3 separate regions of the Mus musculus genome follow, and regions 1 and 3 are each linked to region 2. The links are chromatin loops, found by intact Hi-C in ENCODE. Cell type or tissue: left cerebral cortex. All regions are shown on one strand. Links, peaks and the distances in the headings refer to the core of each region. The heading gives the core; the rest is flanking DNA.

Region 1 (5,789 bases), core at 1,020-5,019, 79 kb before region 2:
TTTCTGTAGGGCAAAAGACACCGTCAATAAGACAAAAGGCCACCAACAGATTGGGAAAGGATCTTTACCAACCCTAAATCAGATAGGGGACTAATATCCAATATATATAAAGAACTCAAGAAGGTGTACTCCAGAAAATCAAATAACCCCATTAAAATATGGGGCTCAGAGCTAAACAAAGAATTCTCACCTGAGGAATACTGAATGGCTGAGAAGCACCTGAAAAAATGTTCAGCATTCTTAATCATCAGGGAAATGCAAATCAAAACAACCCTGAGATTCCACCTCACACCAGTCAGAATGGCTAAGATCAAAAATTCAGGTGACAGCAGATGCTGGTGAGGATGTGGAGAAAGAGGAACACTCCTACATTGTTGGTGGGATTGCAAGCTTGTACAACCACTCTGGAAATCAGTCTGGTGGTTCCTCAGAAAATTGGACATAGTACTACCGGAGGATCCTGCAATACCTCTCCTGGGCATATATCCAGAAGATGTTCCAACTGGTAATAAGGAAACATGCTCCACTATGTTCATTGCAGCCTTATTTATAATAGCCAGAAGCTGGAAAGAACCCAGATGTCCCTCAAGCTGGAAAGAACCCAGATGTCCCTCAACAGAGGAATGGATACAGAAAATGTGGTACATTTACACAATGGATTACTACTCAGCTATTAAAAAGAATGAATTTCTGAAATTCCTAGGCAAATGGATGGACCTGGAGGGTATCATCCTGAGTGAGGTAATTCAATCACAAAAGAACTCACATGATATGTACTCACTGATAAGTGGATATTAGCCCAGAAACTTAGAATACCCAAGATACAAGATACTATTTGCAAAACACATGAAACTTAAGAAGAACGAAGACCAAAGTGTGGACACTTTGCCCCTTAGAATTTGGAACAAAACACCCATGGAAGGAGTTACAGAGACAAAGTTTGGAGCTGCCACTCAGGGATGGACCATCCAGAGACTGCCACACCCAGGTATCCATCCCATAATCAGCCTCCAAATGCTGACACCATTGCATATACCAGCAAGATTTTGCTGAAAGTACCTCGATATAGCTGTCTCTTGTGAGGCTATTCTTGGGCTTAGCAAACACAGAAGTGGATGTTCACAGTCAGCTATTGGATGGAACACAGGGCCCCCAATGGAGGAGCTAGAGAAAGTTCCCAAGGGCTGAAGGGGCCTGCAACCCTATAGGTGGAACAACAATATGAACTAAGCTGCACCCCTGGAACTCGTGTCTCTAGCTGCATATGTGTCAGAAGTTGGCCTAGTCGGCCATCATTGGGAAGAGAGACAGACCCCTTGGCCTTGCAAACTTTATTTGACTCAGTACAGGGGAATGTCAGGGCCAAGAAATCGGAGTGGGTGGGTAGGGGAGCGGTGGGGAGGTTATGGGGGACTTGTGGGATAGCATTTGAAATGCAAATGAAGAAAATACGTAATTAAAAAAAAGAGTATAGAGTTAGATTAGCAAGTGTGAGTGAAGTGATGGTCCAATGGGACCCTTTGAGGAGAGCTGGGACCAGGAAAGCTGCGGTCAACTTCAGCTAGGAAGATCGGGGTTGCTCTTGGTTGGATGAAGATAAGATCCAAAGAGAGCAGATTAGTGAAGAATAAGGGATTTGTGTGATCTGAAGACTCTTTGGAGAGTTCCAAGGCCAACTTCTTGGGCAAACGGTGCAGGATCTGACTAGTGTTAGGGTTATTTGGTCCTTATCCTGGCCCTAAAGGACCTGGCCAGGAGGATTTTCAGCTATGTCAGCCTTGTTCTTCTGTGAGATACTCAGGCCATAATTCTGTTTCTCCAGCTTTTCCCAAGAAGAGGGACCATCCTGCCAGCATCAGCTCACCCATCCTGCATAGAGAATGTACCCTGGCAATGACTCAGTGATCTGCAGGATTTGCTGCGTCTTAAGAGTGAAGGGAGTACATGAGAAGAGGCAGACACGTCTGTCGATGAGAACATTGGCCAGGGCTTTGAAGAGTTTATCAGGGCTGTTCGACTCTATATTACCACGTCAAACAGAACCATAACTAATGATGTAGGGATTCTTGTGAGGGAGGTCTTAAGGCCAGACGTTCTTCCTCATTCCAGACTCCTTTTATGATGCTTCTGGGCTTCACCGTGGCTTTTCTGTTTTACCTTAGTTACCTGTATTTTGATTTTTTTTTTCTATTTGTTTTAGGACTTAGACACACAGGACATTCTATGATCTTGGATCTTCTTAATTTTGTACTTAGAAGGTAGAGTACTTGGAATATCAAGATCTAGGCTTGTTGTTTTCTGATGTCACTGTAAGCACCAGAATTGAATAACAGAATCTTCCTTCTCTCTTTTAAAAGTCCTTTACTCTAATTCACTCCGTGTCTCTTTCCTTTCTCTTCCCTCTTTGTTTAATATAAGAGGAAAGGAATGGAAAGAGAAAACTAAGATTAGACTACCTGACCAGTGATTTTACTTTGGGCAATGGAAATATAAACCATACACACACTTCTGTTTTTCCCAGGATCTGAAGCATGGCTGTTTGGGCAGCTGGCTATTCTGAGGTACATTTCAGAAATAACTTATGTTTATTTATCATTGGATATTTATAACAGTGTTTCAGAGTCGGTTTCCAGTAACCCCATAAAGGATCCCAGGTTCTCGCAATAGTGGAGGAGGCTGGAGAGGGGACCTGAGCAGGGAGGGATACTGGCATTGCTAGAAGCTATAGCCCCGCCCTCCCCTTAGTGTTTCTCAGCTGAGGTGGCAGGGCTGAGGGGTGCACACTGAAAAACAATCTGGGAGTCTTCCTGGAAAGGATGTCAGAGTTTAAATCCGATTACTTTTCCAATTTGATGGAGCGTGGGGGCAAGTGCTTGTGTGAATATGCTTGCATATGCGCACTTACACACACACACACACACACACACACACACACACACACACACACACACACACTCACATGCACTTACTCACACACAGGCACTCTGAGCTCAGGCGTAGATAGTGTTGACATTTCTGGAGGCACAAAAGGATCACAAATTCCTGAGCAGTCACCCATAGACCTGAGCTGCCCAGGAATGCCGACGTTCCAGGCACTGACATCATTCCTCCTCTGGCTCTGAGAGGAACTCTCTGACCCCCAGGTCTTCTGGCAGCTATTTTTAGACTGCAAACCCTCCCCCCTGGCATTCCCTTGGTGTACTCGGGGAAGCAGGTTTCAGGACGGGCCTCCCACTTTATTGAACATGCAGTTTGTATCAAGAATGAGGTGTGGGAGGAGATGAAGGGAATTTGCAGCACATCTGGTCTATCATCTTTATTGGGCAGAGGATGCCAGAGAAGTTGAATGGTTTATTCAAAGCCAAACAGCCAATTACAAACTTGTAGCCTTCCCTCCAGATTTTTGTCTCTTTTACTTAGAGGTTCTCAAAGAAGTTGCCCTCAGAAACCCTTTGCATTCTAGAAAATTATTTCTGTGTAAGTGTGTATGCTTGAAGTATGTGTGTGTGTCTGTTTGTGTGTCTGTGTGTGTTCCACTATATGTGTGTTTGTGTATATATGTGTGTGTTCCTCTGTGTGTGTATGTGTGTGTTCCTTTGTGTTTGTGTATATGTTCCTCTATGTGTGCATTCTTCTGTGTATGTGTGTGTTCTTCTCTGTGTGTGTCTGTGTTGCTCTGTGTGTGTGCACGCACATGTGTGTGTAGAGGCTAGATAGGTGTTGTGTATCTTCTGCTATTGTTATCCACCTGATTATTTTTTAATTTTAATTTTTTGAGAATATTGTACATGGGCTCTGTACTTGCGTTACTCCCACCTCCTGCTCAGACTGCTCCAGAGTTCCCCTCCAAAGTGCAGGTCTTGTCTTTCATTATTATTGTTACATGTATATATGTACATATATATACCATTTACTGAGTCCATTTAGCATTGCTGTGTGCATTTGTGTCCAGGGCTGACCACTTGGGATTGAGGATTAGACATCCTATGTGGTATTTCTTCCCAGGGGGATATTAATTCTCTCTCTCTCTCTGTCAGCAGCATTAAGCAGTTATAGCTCTTCATCTAGGGGTGGAACCATGTGAAATTTCCCCTGTCCATGTTGACATGTCAATAGTGTCATTATCCTCTTCTTTCCACTTTAATATTATAAAATGGGGTCTCTAACAGATCTCAATGCTCACAGATTTGGTAAGACTAGATGGCCAAGAGCTTGAGTGAGCCTTCGGTGTACACACACACACACACACACACACACACACACACATATACATACATATATGTATATATGTATAAATACTTAAACATACATGTATATATGCTATGTTCCTTTAGCAGAACAGGAGTATTTGGTTTCCTCTGGGTCCATATCCTATCTAGTCCCAGATTCTTGACTGCCTGAGCAGTGTCATGCGTGGGTTACATCTCATGGAGTAGGCCTTAAATCTAATCAGATAGTGGTTGGTTACCCACATATTGTTTGTCGTGATTGCTCTAGCAAATCATACAGGCAGGTCACCATTGCCAACTGCAGGATTTGTGCCTGGGTTGATGGTTGCATTGGATGGTTGGTGGTTGTGCGAATAGTTCCTTTCAGGACCACAAACATAAGCAATGAAAAGAGTCAAATTATTTGAAATGTATTTAAAATATTATTATTAACAATATTATATAAAATTAAAATTATTTTCACAAATCTTTTCAACAACTGGATTACTGGAGGGGAACAGGGATCTCATATCTCTCCTTTCATTCAGTTATAAAACATCATGCCTCACAGTTGCTGGAAGCTGCAGTGTGAGAAGAGGATGAGTACTGAACGCATTTTAATTATAGGGTTATTACAAACCGATTGGTGTGTCTCATGATTCTCTGCTTGCTCCTTAAATATCTGCACATACCTCATCTACAGTCTTTTTCACTCTGGATCAGACTTCCATTCAATAAGCATTCATTGGAAAACTACCAGTAGGTGTTAAGCTGGGAATTTAAAGACAAAGAGCGTACATAAACTTTCATCCCAAAACTCAGTTGCAAAAGAAATAGAACTTGGTTTTCTAATGTAATCAAACATCTGATTTCAACCCACATTCTGCCAGACTGCTAGGAAACTTGATCCTGATGTTCTTTCACAGACTTCCTCTACCCACTCAAAGAATGTGGCAGAATCTTAGGGACTCAAAGCCGACAAAACTTCTGAGAGACTCTTACAGACTCATGTGGCTCTGTATGCTTAGTAAGCTACAAAGTAGAGATGAGATGGCTGCCCGTGGTTGTGTCTGATGGCCCTTCGACTCTGAGCATCTATGGCTGGCTCAAGGTGGGGCTTTTGTCCTGTGTCCTTCAACCTCATTCAGGATCCCGATCTTTCTCCCTGAGTGCTAAGAATGTGGGCCCAGGTATTCCAATTGAGAAGCTATACTCTTCTTTTTCTGTTTTCGTGTGCATGTGTGTGTGTGTGTGTGTGTGTGTGTGAGCTTGTATGTATAAGGTGTGTGCACGCATGCGCATGGCTTTGTGGAGGCTTGAGGCTGCTGTTGGGAATAAATCCTCCATTGTTCTTTCACTTCCTTCATTGAAACACTTTTTTTCACTCAGACCCAGAGCTTCCTTAAGTAGCTTAGTCTCCCTAGCCAGCTTGCTTTGGAGATTCCCTGACCCCATTTGGTCTTCATGGTTGAATGCATTAACCATTGGGCTTAACCATTGGGCTACTACCCCAGTACTCATCCTTATCTCTTTCTACTCGTTTTTACTTTTTAAGATTTATTTTTATTTTTACTTCAAAAA
Region 2 (5,789 bases), core at 1,015-5,014:
GGTGCTTTGAAGGCAGAATTCTCACTTTCCCAGGGACTTCTCTTATAAAAAGCTGGGGACTTTTGTCTGGGAGCCTCCCTGATGGTCCCTATGTTATCCACCCTCCAGGCCCTGAACACTGTGGTTGTGTTTGGGAAAGCCCATGGTTGGGGAGAGGGGTCCTGCTAGGAAGAGAGGAGTGAGGTGCCAATGTCTACCTGCTCCCTTCCTTGCCTGGGTTCTTTGCACTTCCGGTCTCCCTTTCCCTTCCACATGTGTAGACCGCTCCTTACTTACATATCCTTTGGTCTCTAAATATGGGTTGGGTCCAGAGACCCTCCTGCTTTCCCCACACTCTGTCCCCCTTCATTGGAGCTCAGTCCTTGATTGCCCCATTTCGCATTACCCCAAGGAGACTTGGCACGGTCTCCTCCTGTTGGGCCCTTGTCCGACAAAGCAGTAGTTGCTTTTCTGACTTCTCTGTAAAGTTTCAACAGTTTTGTTTTCTGAGAACAGAGTTCCCCAAAGATATAAGCTAAAGAACAAAAGTTTGATGGGGAAGTAGAAGAAACTCTGAGAGTACAGATGCCTCTAGTACTGAGGACTACTGTGCAGAAGTTCAGCCTACTGATCTCAAAAAAAAAAAAAAAAAATCACTGATCTGATCCTCATAGGGGCTTGGGTCAGATTGGAAGCCCCCAGTATAGTATGGTGATATACATCTCAAATACTCAGGAGACTTAGCCAGAAGGACCACAACGTCTCTGTTAGCTTGGGGCAACTTAGAGAGACCCTGTCTCAAAAATAAAATGAAAGGGGGTCTGGGTTTATATTAGTGGAAGGTTGCTTGGTTAGTGTAGGCCAAGGCCCTAGGTTCAAGTCCCAGTACCTCAAAAAGGAAAACGAGAGAGAGAGAGAGAGAGAGAGAGAGAGAGAGAGAGAGAGAGAGAGAGAGAGAGAGAGAAGAAGAAGAAGAAGAAGAAGAAGAAGAAGAAGAAGAAGAAGAAGAAGAAGAAGAGAGAAAGGAAGGGAGAAAAGGAGGGAAAAAGACAGGAGAGGGAAGAAGAGGGTGTGGAAGTCAGGGAGAAGGAATAAAAGAGGAGGAAAAGGAAGGGGAGGGGAGGGAAGGGAAGGGAAAGGGGGAAGGGTAGGGGAGGGGAAGAGGGAGGGGGAGGGGAAGGGAGGAAAGGGAGTTCTTTTTGTCTCCTTGGATTCACTAAATGTTGGGAGCTAGATGTAGATTCTGTCTGAGACACTCAGAGATTCATTACATTACTGTGTCCAGCTTGCCAGTGTAGGCAGGGTGGGTGTCAGACACAGGGACCCTGCAGATGAGCAGCAATATCTGAAAGACAGAGCAAGGTCAGTGGTCAGAGCTGGGTCTCCTGAGAAGGAACTATTTTTCCTCCTCTGCAGAGTTAGCGAGGACCCAAGGTAAAAGAATGGGGGAGGGACAGCTTTCCCTTCAGTGTGAATAGAAGCTGTGCTTTTTTGGAAGAGTCCATAAGAGAAAATACAGAACCTGAGAGGCTGAGGGTCAGGGTGGGACACTCCAGTGAAGGACAGTTTCTGCTTGCTTTTTGTCGTCTTGGTCAGAGGTCCTAGGTAAATAGATGTCTGGGAGAAACTGACTGTATATAATCTTATGAATGAGGATGTTGCACACACAGAGAAGCTCAGGGTGGGGGTGGGGGTGGGGATGGGGATGCGTAGGGTCTCTTGGAGATGACCCAAGTCATTTTGTCTAGAGAGTTATACCCATCCCGAGACCAGTCCAGATGTGAAGTTTTCTTCCCTCCACTCCTGAAGACACTTGTTAGCCATACTGTCTCACCCTGGCAGTGGGGCCTGAATCCATGTGGCAGCCTCTCCTGAACATAGAGAAACACTTGCATGATGTCTTACTTCACATACCAGCAGCTCAGTTTCCTTCCTTCTAAGCTGAGGACCTGGCTCCCACCTCCTAAATTCAATTTGGCTTTGTGTGTTTATGTAAATGATGTATGTTGGTGGTACATGCTCATGTATGTATGTGCATGTATGAGGCCAGAGGACAAACTTGGGTGCCATTCTTTAGGTGCCTTCTAATGATTTTCTTTTTACTTCTTCTTTTTCCTCTTTTTCTTCCTCTTCTTCCTCCTCCCCCTCCTCCTCTCCTGTATGTGTATGGTATCTGTGCATTTGTATATACACATTTGAATGTATGTGAGCCTGCATGTGGGTGTGGATGTGCGTGCACATAGAGGCCCATGGTTGACATCAGGTTTCACTCTGAATCATCTTCTAGTTTACATATTTAGGCAGGATTTCTCACTTGAACCTAGAGCTCAATGATTTGGCTAATCCAGCTACCCAACTTGGTCTCTGCCTCCTGAATCCTGAGTTGGATATGGGCCATTATGCCCCCCTGGTTTTTTGATGGGTGTTGGAGAATCGCAACCCCAGTTCTTATGCCATTGTTACAAAGGCTTATCTACTGAGTCATCTCCTCTGCCCTAGTTTGTTTTCTGAGACAGTCTTTCATTGTCCTGGACCTTAGTTAGGCTCCTGGGCATGCCAGAAACCTCAGGGATGGGCCTACCTCTGCTTGCCCAACCTTGGGATGGCAAGTGTGCCATTGTGGCAGGCAAGCTTCTTTGTATGGATTCTGGGGGTTGAACTCAGGTCGTTATGCTTGCAGGACAAACATTTGTGCTGACTGAGCCATCTCTACAAGCCTAAGTTTTCTAATTTTAGTATTCATAATGTCTTTCCTTAACGCTCTCATTCTTAGGGTTTCTTTGTTTTTGTTTTTGATCTTTTGAATTACAAGCATCAATTTTCTACCCATGGGGAGATTTATATGAAAACTCCTTGGCTCAATGGAGGTGGCTTTGTCTTTCATCTGAACTATTTCACTCCTCTTCTCTGCTTTCTCCTTTCTTTTCCTGAGAGAGGAGAGGGAGAGAGGGAGGAAGAGAGGGAGGGAGGGAGGGAAGAAGGGAGGGAGACACACACGCGCGCGCGCGCGCGCACACACACACACACACACACACACACAGAGAGACAGAGATGGACAACAGACACGGAGACACAACAACAGATATAGAGACATAGAGATATAGTGATAGAGATAGATGATTCGATAGGTAGATAGGTAGGTAGAAAGAGAGAGAGAGAGAGAGAGAGAGAGAGAGAGAGAGAGATGGAGGGATGGATGGATGGATGGGTAGATAGATAGATGGATAGATAGAATTGATTTGGGGGTTAGCATGTGGAGACAGGAGGATGTGACTAGCAAAGAAGAGCCAATGAGGAGAAGATGTGTGGGTGTAGAGAGATGGTGCATGGGGACGGGACTCTGAGAATAACTCTGAGTCACTTGCTGCTTTGGGAATTTGACCTGGGGCCAAGGACACAACAGAGAATTGGGCAATGGTGGTGGGCAGAGGAATCGCAGAGAAGATTCCTCTAGGACTGTGGAGTCCCGGAGAATGCTGTGCAGGTACATTCTGTCTCTCTGGCTCCAGCTTCTCTTGCTAAAACCCCTGCAGAGAGCCACCTCTCCAGCATTTACAGAGCTCTAGGCTGTTTCTTACAGGATATGTGTTCCCTCTCTTGTGAGGCTCCAGTACTGTCTGTTTCTCATGAAGAGAAACTAGGGTGACTTGTCCCAGGCCTGGCAGATTTCCTCACTACCTGTGTCCTGCCCTTAGGATGAGCCCTCTTGCAGGGGTCCTGAGTCTCCCATAAGTGAACTCTCCCCGAGTTGAACCATGAGGTGAGCCCACATTTCTACTGGGCTGTTAGGTGCTTAGGCTCTACCTGTAACCCCTGTCCCCAATCCCCAGCAGAAAATCTAGAAGTTGCTGGAAGAGTCAGAACCACTTGATTACAAGGCTTATTTTAACTTAATTACCTCTATAAGGAACCTGTGTCCTATACAGCCTAAGAGAGCTTGCCCTAAGGGCAGGACACAGATAGTGAGGAAATCTGCCAGGCCTGGGACAAGTCACTCTAGTTTCTCCTCCTCATGAACCCTAGTCGACTCTGACCAGTATCTTCTTCAGGGGTTAGGACAGCTCGCACTGGCAGCTGTGCAGAGCAATAGCCATGTGAGGGGAAGCAAGACTTGCTGTCTGCAAACCAAGCAGAGAAGTGATACAGGACCATCGCCCTGTCAGCTCTTGATCTAGGACACCCAGCACCCACAACTGTGAAACAAGAAACCTTTGCTGTTTAAGGGGCCCAGTCTAGGCTATTTTGCTATGGCTGACCTAGATGATGAAGACTGCCCCTAATACCATCTCCGGGTGACTGAATCCTCTTCTTCTGACTTGTTCAACCGCACAATTATTGCCTTAACAAATGCATCCTTCTATAGTCTGGAAGTCAGAAGTCCAAAACCAAGGGGGGGTGGCATGATGGCTTAGTGGTTAAAGCTGCTTGTCAGGCAAGCCTGGCAATCAGGGTTTAATTCCTGGAACTCATGTAAAGGAGGAAGAAGAGAACTGACTCCAGGCTGTTCTCTGCTATCCACATGTGCACTGTGGCATGTGTACACTCATACTCAAACATTATTTGCACACTCACACAATAATGATGACAATGATGATAATAACAACAACAGCAATAATCAGTTAAATAGAAGAAGGCCCATATCAAGGTATGGGCAGGGCTATATTTGGAGATATGTCTTTTGGGGGCTTCAGAGGTTCTTGTTCAGCTCTGTAAGCTACTTACTTCCTTGGCTATAGTCTTTCCTTCAAATTTCTCCTCTCTCCACTCATCTCTGCCTCTCACGCTGATCCCTACCTCCACAGTAATCCAGGGTCATGTTCACATCTCAAGAGCCTTCCCATAATTATACCCTCAGTCTCTTTAGTCATGGGAAGACATATTCTTCCAGACCTGAAGGATGATGTCAACCACACCCCTTCCCTACCCACCAATGTGCATACCTCGCAGATCCCCACAGACTGCTTGGGAAAGGAGAGGCCAGGTAGGAGATAAGGATGGCTTCTGCTTCCCACCCTGGTCTCATTCCTGACCAACTCAACAGCATACTGCCAACAATAACCTGTGAAGACGGAAAGGGAGATGGGGATGGGGGAGGCGTGGGTTCCAGGTTGAGTCCATGCAGGCTGAGAATGTTAGCTTCTAAGCATAAGTAGAGGACACGGGTAAAGGGCTTGCTTAGCTTTACGGCCAAGGAGGGAGCTGCTGTGGTTTTGGTTCCCAGCTTGCTCTGGAAACATGGCAATCTGAGCTTTAATTTTCTCGTCTGGAAAATGGGGGTGATGGAACTCTAAATTAGACATAATTGGACTCAAAGATCCATGTGTCTATATTCCGAGTCCCTCCATAAGGAGCTGCAACCAAACTTGGTAGTAAGTCAACCAGAGCCTGGCTTTGTGGAGTTTCTTTTGGTAACATGTAGCTGAGTCTCAGCCAATCACAGCAGCAGAGCTTCAACCACACGCACTAGGCAACCGATCCAACTATGTTCAAATAAGGCAAATATGGAGTTAGAACCAATGAAGCAGCTTCTGTGCCTCACTTCTGCTTTGGCTTCTCTCCCACTTCCCACCTCCTACCCACATGGTCCAGCAGAGCCTCTCCTGTGGTATCTGTACTGTCTGATTCAACCATCTGTCTTTTCTCAGCGTGAACTCTCTTAAACTGAATCCTCCAGTTTTTATTGTTAGAGAGCACTACCTTGCTGGGCTGTGGAAGTTACTTATTAATTTCGGTTTTGCAGTGGAAAGATGTTAGTATGATATTAGGTGTTCTGTCCATGCTGGCTGTTATGATGGCAGTGTCTCTATGGT
Region 3 (5,789 bases), core at 1,020-5,019, 92 kb after region 2:
GAAGCTTTGGAAAATGCCACCCATGTGTTCCCTCCTATGCTGACTCTCCCTCAAACCGTAGGTACTGGGAGACGCCTGGGTGTGGTTGCTCAGCCAAGATTGAGAAGGCAAGATTAAGAACCTCTGCTCTAACTTGCCTCTGGAAACTATGACTATATGAGGCACACCCAACACCCAGCCTCTCTTTGGCCCCCTAGGCGAGTTGCTTCCGAGGGGAGGGGAAGAAAGTAGGGGCAAGCATTCAGCTCCATGGATCTCCACTAGTGGGAGATCTGTGGGCTGGCCAAATAAGTTTGAATCACATTGGGAGCACGGGGTGTTGCCTTGGCGGCCCACTGCCAAAGCCCACTCACCACCTGGAGACAGATTTCTGCCTGGTGCTTTTACTGATTGATGCTGGAGCTCTGTCTTCACATTCCAGCTGGCTTTCCATCTAAACGGGCACTGGCTCTAAGTGCTCCCAAGGAGCCACCTTCAGCCGCACTTCCCTGCATTTTTGGAGCCCTGTATCGGGGCAGGGTTGCAGAAGTGGTGATGGTCCTCATTCACCCATTTGGTGATTTCTTAGATGCTCCTCATTCCTGTGGCACTTGGAGGAAGGTCCTATACTCACCTGTGCCTTGTAAGGGAGCCGCGATGAGATGTAGCCATGAAGGAACATATACAGAGAGAGGCAAGCACCTGCTTATAGAGTCCAGGCCTAGGAGATGGCTCAGCAGACAGCAGAGACCTGGGGGATGTGACAGCACTCCTGCGCAGTAGAGGTAGCTTTGACCAGGCACGGGGTACTCTTGGAAGGGTCCTGGGCTGAAAGCAAACAGCTTTGTGTGTAGTGGTGGGAGTGGAGTTACAGGCCTGGAGAAATGAGTCCCAGAGTGCGAACTACTATGGAGAGTCTCCTTGGTCAGACAAAGGAATATGGGATTCTTAAATCTTGATAAAGCCATTCACTGCCTCTGTAACCTTGTGCAGGCCAGTGATATACTCATGTGCCTTAGTTTACTGGAATCTAACACAAGGGGTAAAAATCATAGCCACCTTGACTTTGCCAAGAGGAACTGAGCAAAGGAAAGGGAGGACACACACTGCGGTGTCTCGGTGCTGTGAGATGAGATGTCTCAGCCATTATAAAAATGTAATGCTTTCATGGGTATTTTGTTCCCAATTCTAAGGAGGAATGAAGTATCCACCCATTGGGCTTCCCTCTTCTTAATTTTCTTGTGATTTGCAAATTGTATCTTGGGTGTTCTATGTTTTTTGGGCTAATATCCACTTATCAGTGAGTGGATATCTAATGACTTCTTTTGTGACTGGGTTACCACCAAACCCAGACACTATTGCATATGCCAGAAAGATTTTGCTGAAGGGACCCTGTTAAAGCTGTCTCGTATGAGACTATGCCAGTGCCTGGCAAATACAGAAGTGGATGCTCACAGCCATCTATAAGATGGAACACAGGGCCCCCAATGGAGAAGCTAGAGAAAGCACCCAAGGAGCTGAAGGGGTATGCAACTCTATAAGTGGAACAACAATATGAACTACCCAGTACCCCACAGAACTCGTGACTCTAGCTGCATATGTAGCAGAAGATGGCCTAGTCGGCCATCACTGGGAAGAGAGGTCCCTCGGTATTGCAAACTTTATATGCCCCAGTACAGGGGAACGCCAGGGCCAAGAAGTGTGAGTGGGTGGGTAGGGGAGCAGGGTGGAGGGAGGATATAGGGAAATTTCGGGATAGCATTTGAAATGTATATAAAGGAAATATCTAATAAAACATAAATAAATAAAAATGTAATGCAAACTTATAAGCCGATTAAGAAGCACAGCACTGACATCTCTACATTTCTCATCTTTCTGACCCAATACAGAAAAGAACCAATGTGAAAGTGGCTGAGGATGGGCTGGGCTCAGGCTTGAGGAGGGTTTCCGTTCATTACGGAGGGGAAGGAGGGAGAAGATTCTCTCAAGCGGCAAGAGCCTAAGGCAGGACGGGGCAGCAAAGAACGCAGGTGGGAAGCAGGGGCGTGTAACCCTCCCGAGGCTTGTCCCTAAAGTCTTACCTCCTAAGGGCTCCCCAACTTTCAAAATAATGCTAGAAATCAGAGCCCGGGGTTCAGAACATTCACTTTGGTGGATGGTCTAGATCCAAGCCACATAAAACTCAGAACCTCCTGCATGCTAGGTAAGTATACAGTCGTTGAGCTCTATCATCAGGCCTCTGCTGAGGTTTTGTTTGTTTGTTTGTTTTTGGTTTTTTTGAGACAGGGTTTCTCTGTGTAGCCCTGGCTGTCCTGGAACTCACTTTGTAGACCAGGCTGGCCTCATACTCAGAAATCTGCCTGCCTCTGCCTCCCAAGTGCTGGGATTAAAGGTGTGCGCCACCACTGCTGGCCTCTGCTGAGGTTTTAAGAATGCCTTTGTATTACATTTGTTTCTTGTGTGTGTGTGTGTGTGTGTGTGTGTGTGTGTGTATGTATGAACATATGTGTCACAGTGCTCACGTGGAGGTCTGAGAACAACTTGGAGGAATCAGTTTTCTCTGTCTGTGTGGGTCCTGTCAATCCAGGTTGACAGTAAGCAACTCTAACCACTGGGCAGTTTTGCTAGCCCTCAGATAAGATTTTTAGTCAGAGATGTGTGGCCACATTTGTGCTTTAGGGAAATGATTCAGGATGAAGTAAGGAGTGGCGCGAAGACCATCTCCCCCTCCCCCACCCCAGGGTGTGGGGTGAATGTGGTCACTGGAATCTGAGCAGATGAACACCCACCTGGAGGCTAGAGGAAGCAGAATGTAGCATGAAGCTAGCCCAGGGAGGGCGTGGCTTCAAATCGGTGTCTGTGAGAGGTGAGAGCTGAGTCAGAGGAAGGGCTTCTAGGAACGGCCTGAGTTAATAATCATCTGCACCTAAGCCTTTGGAGTTTGGGAGGAGGTGAGTGTGAACTAGGCATTACAGGGACTAGGCTGAGCCTCACCCCTGCACCCACCACTGGGCAGGTCAGGTGTTCCTGCTGTGCTGGCCAGGACGGTGGCTTCTTGCCTCATCCGATGGTGAAAGCCCATTAGAGTTCTCAGAATCCTTTAGCTACTGAGAAGCCAACGGGTGTCTCTGTTCAGCTTTTTGATAGAAAACAGGGCAGAAGGTGCTGTTTCTAAGCCTTTGAGGCGAGCCCAGGATTTCCCTGGGGCCTGGCCAATGTTGGCCAACAGCTGGGAGTGTGGGAGGCACCCGTTTCCTCATCCTCAGCTCCTGGCTATGGGGCCTAGCCTGCCTCATTCCTCCCTGCAAACCGAGGCCTTTCCGCCTCTCCGTCACTGCGGACCTGAGACAAGTTCTGAATATCACACTTTTGCCCTCCCCTAAGCTAACATCTTTAGAGGGAAAAGGGAATTTCTGAGATACTGCCCACAACTGTCCCGTGGCAGGCCGACCAAAGAGAGCTATGATTAGGGAGCGTTTCCAAACACGAGGACAAAATGGACGCTCAGGCCAGAGAGGAAGTCTGGTGTGGGAGTGGCAGGGAGCTCTCCTCTTTCTTCCTCCCTCTCTGCCTTTCCTCTACTTCTTTGTTTTTCTTCTTTATCAAAGAAGCACCACTACCCGCCACCCTGGTCTTATCACAAAGAGTGCTTCGCCCAGCCCTGGGGATTCAGGAAGAACTCTCCATGGGGTAGCTGGACAGAGAACAAATGACTGGAGCTAGGGAAAACTACCAAGATTAGAGTTTCAAACTGATTCTGCTGTTGGGCTGTTGGAGGTTTCAGGTGGTTCTAGGTTGGCCTCAAACTTGTTAGGCAGTCAAGGGTGGCTCCGAGCTCCCCACCTCTGCCTCTGAAGAGCTGGCATTAATGTATCACCATGCCTAGTTTATGCAGTACTGGGGATTGTACCCAGGACCTTATGTATGCTAGGCAACACTCTAGCAACTGAAATATATATCTCCAACCCCTTGGCTGGTTTTTAAAGCATCCAGTAGTTTTAGAGACCAACTGTGCATGGTAGGCTTAGGGCAGCCTGGAGTTTCTTAGAGATTTGGGGCTGCACTGTACTTTATTTCTAAACTGTCTCACAGGGAAGTAGACAAAGTAGAGCGGTGGTGACTCTGAGAAGATCATCTGTTTGCATGTAAGTGGAAAAGGGATTACACTGCCTTTAAGCTATCTAATCCTTTCTTCAAGCTCATTGGAATTCTAGGCTGAAATTACTATTATTAATGGTATCCGGAGGGCTTGTAAAAGATGTACCTCCTTTCCAGTGTGATTATCAGGGCGGGTTTGTACCTAGCCGTTCAGCCACACCCTTCTGGGTTGGTCCTGTTTGGGGAGAGTCCACCCGGCCTGATAGTCTGGAGGGATCTCAACCAGGCTGGCTCAGAGCCCTGGGAGATAAGTCATCAGGAGGGGAGAGGATGGGGTGTTCCTCCATGCCTTGCGGGCTCTCTGTTTTAACTGGCATTACCACCAGGCTCTTTACCTCAAAGATCTCAGCATAACTGTCAGCCTCTTAGATTGGCCGGACAGACCCTTTAATAAGAGCTGTCATCTTGCTACTCTTTATTGTAAGGCCAGACTTAACACTGCCAGGGCCTCCTCTGCCTTTTTTTTTTTTTCTTGTTTCTCTATGACTTTGTCACTCCCACTGGCACATGAGCAACGGGATGGCTTGTCTTTGCTCTGTCAGCTTATCCCAATGCCCAAGATTCGGCTCTATTTGACAAAAAACCTTGGAGATCTCCTTTGCTCTCCTTCTGAGTCTACCCAGACAAGAATGTCAAGAAGACCTATTGTGTGTGTGGTAGTGGAGATATTGGGAAAGGATTCAGCTAGCCTGGAGAAGACCTGTACAACAGTAATGGGACTGAATGAAGAGCAGCTGCCTTGGGAGGCAATTCCTACCTGCGTCCCGTAGCCTGCAGGCTAAAATCAGGACTGTTTGTGGAAGTTTCTTCTGGGTGCTGTGTACTAAGTCAGCACAAGGATAGGGGTGCATGGTCCCTTAGGCAGTGGGTAGGTAGGAGGGACCATGATAAGGAGGGACCCAAACATCTGTCCTTCTTCTGAGATTCATAGATTATTTCAAGAGCCTTATTTTACTGAAAATAATGAGTGTGCTCTAAATCTCAACATTGAGTTGAGTCTTTGCAGCTACTATAGTTTCTCAGACATATTCTTCTTCACAATTAATGGATGTTAGGATGGGACTTTTGTAATTGAGAGCAATAGGTTCCCCTTTTAATGAACACAAAGTCAAAGATCTGCACAGTCAAGAGAAGTAGAGACTTTTGCAGGAGGTAAGCAAAGCATGGGGCCTGTTTTCAAAGTAATTTTCTCCCTCACCCCATTATGTAAGCTAGGCTGCCAAGTGGACCTGAAGATGACCTTAAAGGTCTGATCCTCTCACCTCTAACTTCCTAGGAAACCAGGCTGAAGTCACCATGCCTTGTTCATGTAGTGTTGGGGCCTGAACTCAGCCAGAGCTTTGTGCATGCTAGGCAAACACTCTACCAACAGAGCTACATCCCCAACTGCTATTCTTATGTTAGAATGCACAACAGATATACTATGTACTCTTTCCATTGGGACTGAAAAGTCCACACCGCCTTTGAGAAAATTCAAGATGTCTGTAAACACCACTTAGTGGAATTCTCACACTTGAGATTTTTTTTTTTTTTTTTTTCCGAGACAGGGTTTCTCTGTGTAGCCCTGGCTGTCCTGGAACTCACTTTGTAGACCAGGCTGGCCTCGAACTCAGAAATCCACCTGCCTCTGCCTCCCAAGTGCTGGGATTAAA

Evidence for each region. Hi-C counts contacts between places; a loop is a spot of excess contacts. Peaks named below come from ENCODE experiments on the same cell type or tissue, not always from the same donor. Only the 100,000 strongest peaks of a DNase experiment are listed, where the experiment ranks them.
Region 1: it touches region 2 in a loop (1.9-fold over the local background); 3 of 42 quality-filtered maps call a loop at or near these places.
Region 3: it touches region 2 in a loop (2.3-fold over the local background); 2 of 42 quality-filtered maps call a loop at or near these places.

Annotation. Positions count from the first base shown.
Region 1 is chr13:3,692,055-3,697,843 of GRCm38, forward strand. No RefSeq gene overlaps it. Among named protein-coding and RNA genes, the nearest start is that of Asb13, 61 kb to the left of the region's middle. In left cerebral cortex, for the core only: no CTCF peak of the experiment used is centred there; a DNase peak (open chromatin) is centred at 3,008.
Region 2 is chr13:3,771,118-3,776,906 of GRCm38, forward strand. No RefSeq gene overlaps it. Among named protein-coding and RNA genes, the nearest start is that of Gm35190, 6.7 kb to the left of the region's middle. In left cerebral cortex, for the core only: no CTCF peak of the experiment used is centred there; DNase peaks (open chromatin) are centred at 2,302 and 3,352; H3K27ac peaks cover 1,418 bases.
Region 3 is chr13:3,863,000-3,868,788 of GRCm38, forward strand. No RefSeq gene overlaps it. Among named protein-coding and RNA genes, the nearest start is that of Calm5, 12 kb to the left of the region's middle. In left cerebral cortex, for the core only: no CTCF peak of the experiment used is centred there; a DNase peak (open chromatin) is centred at 3,188.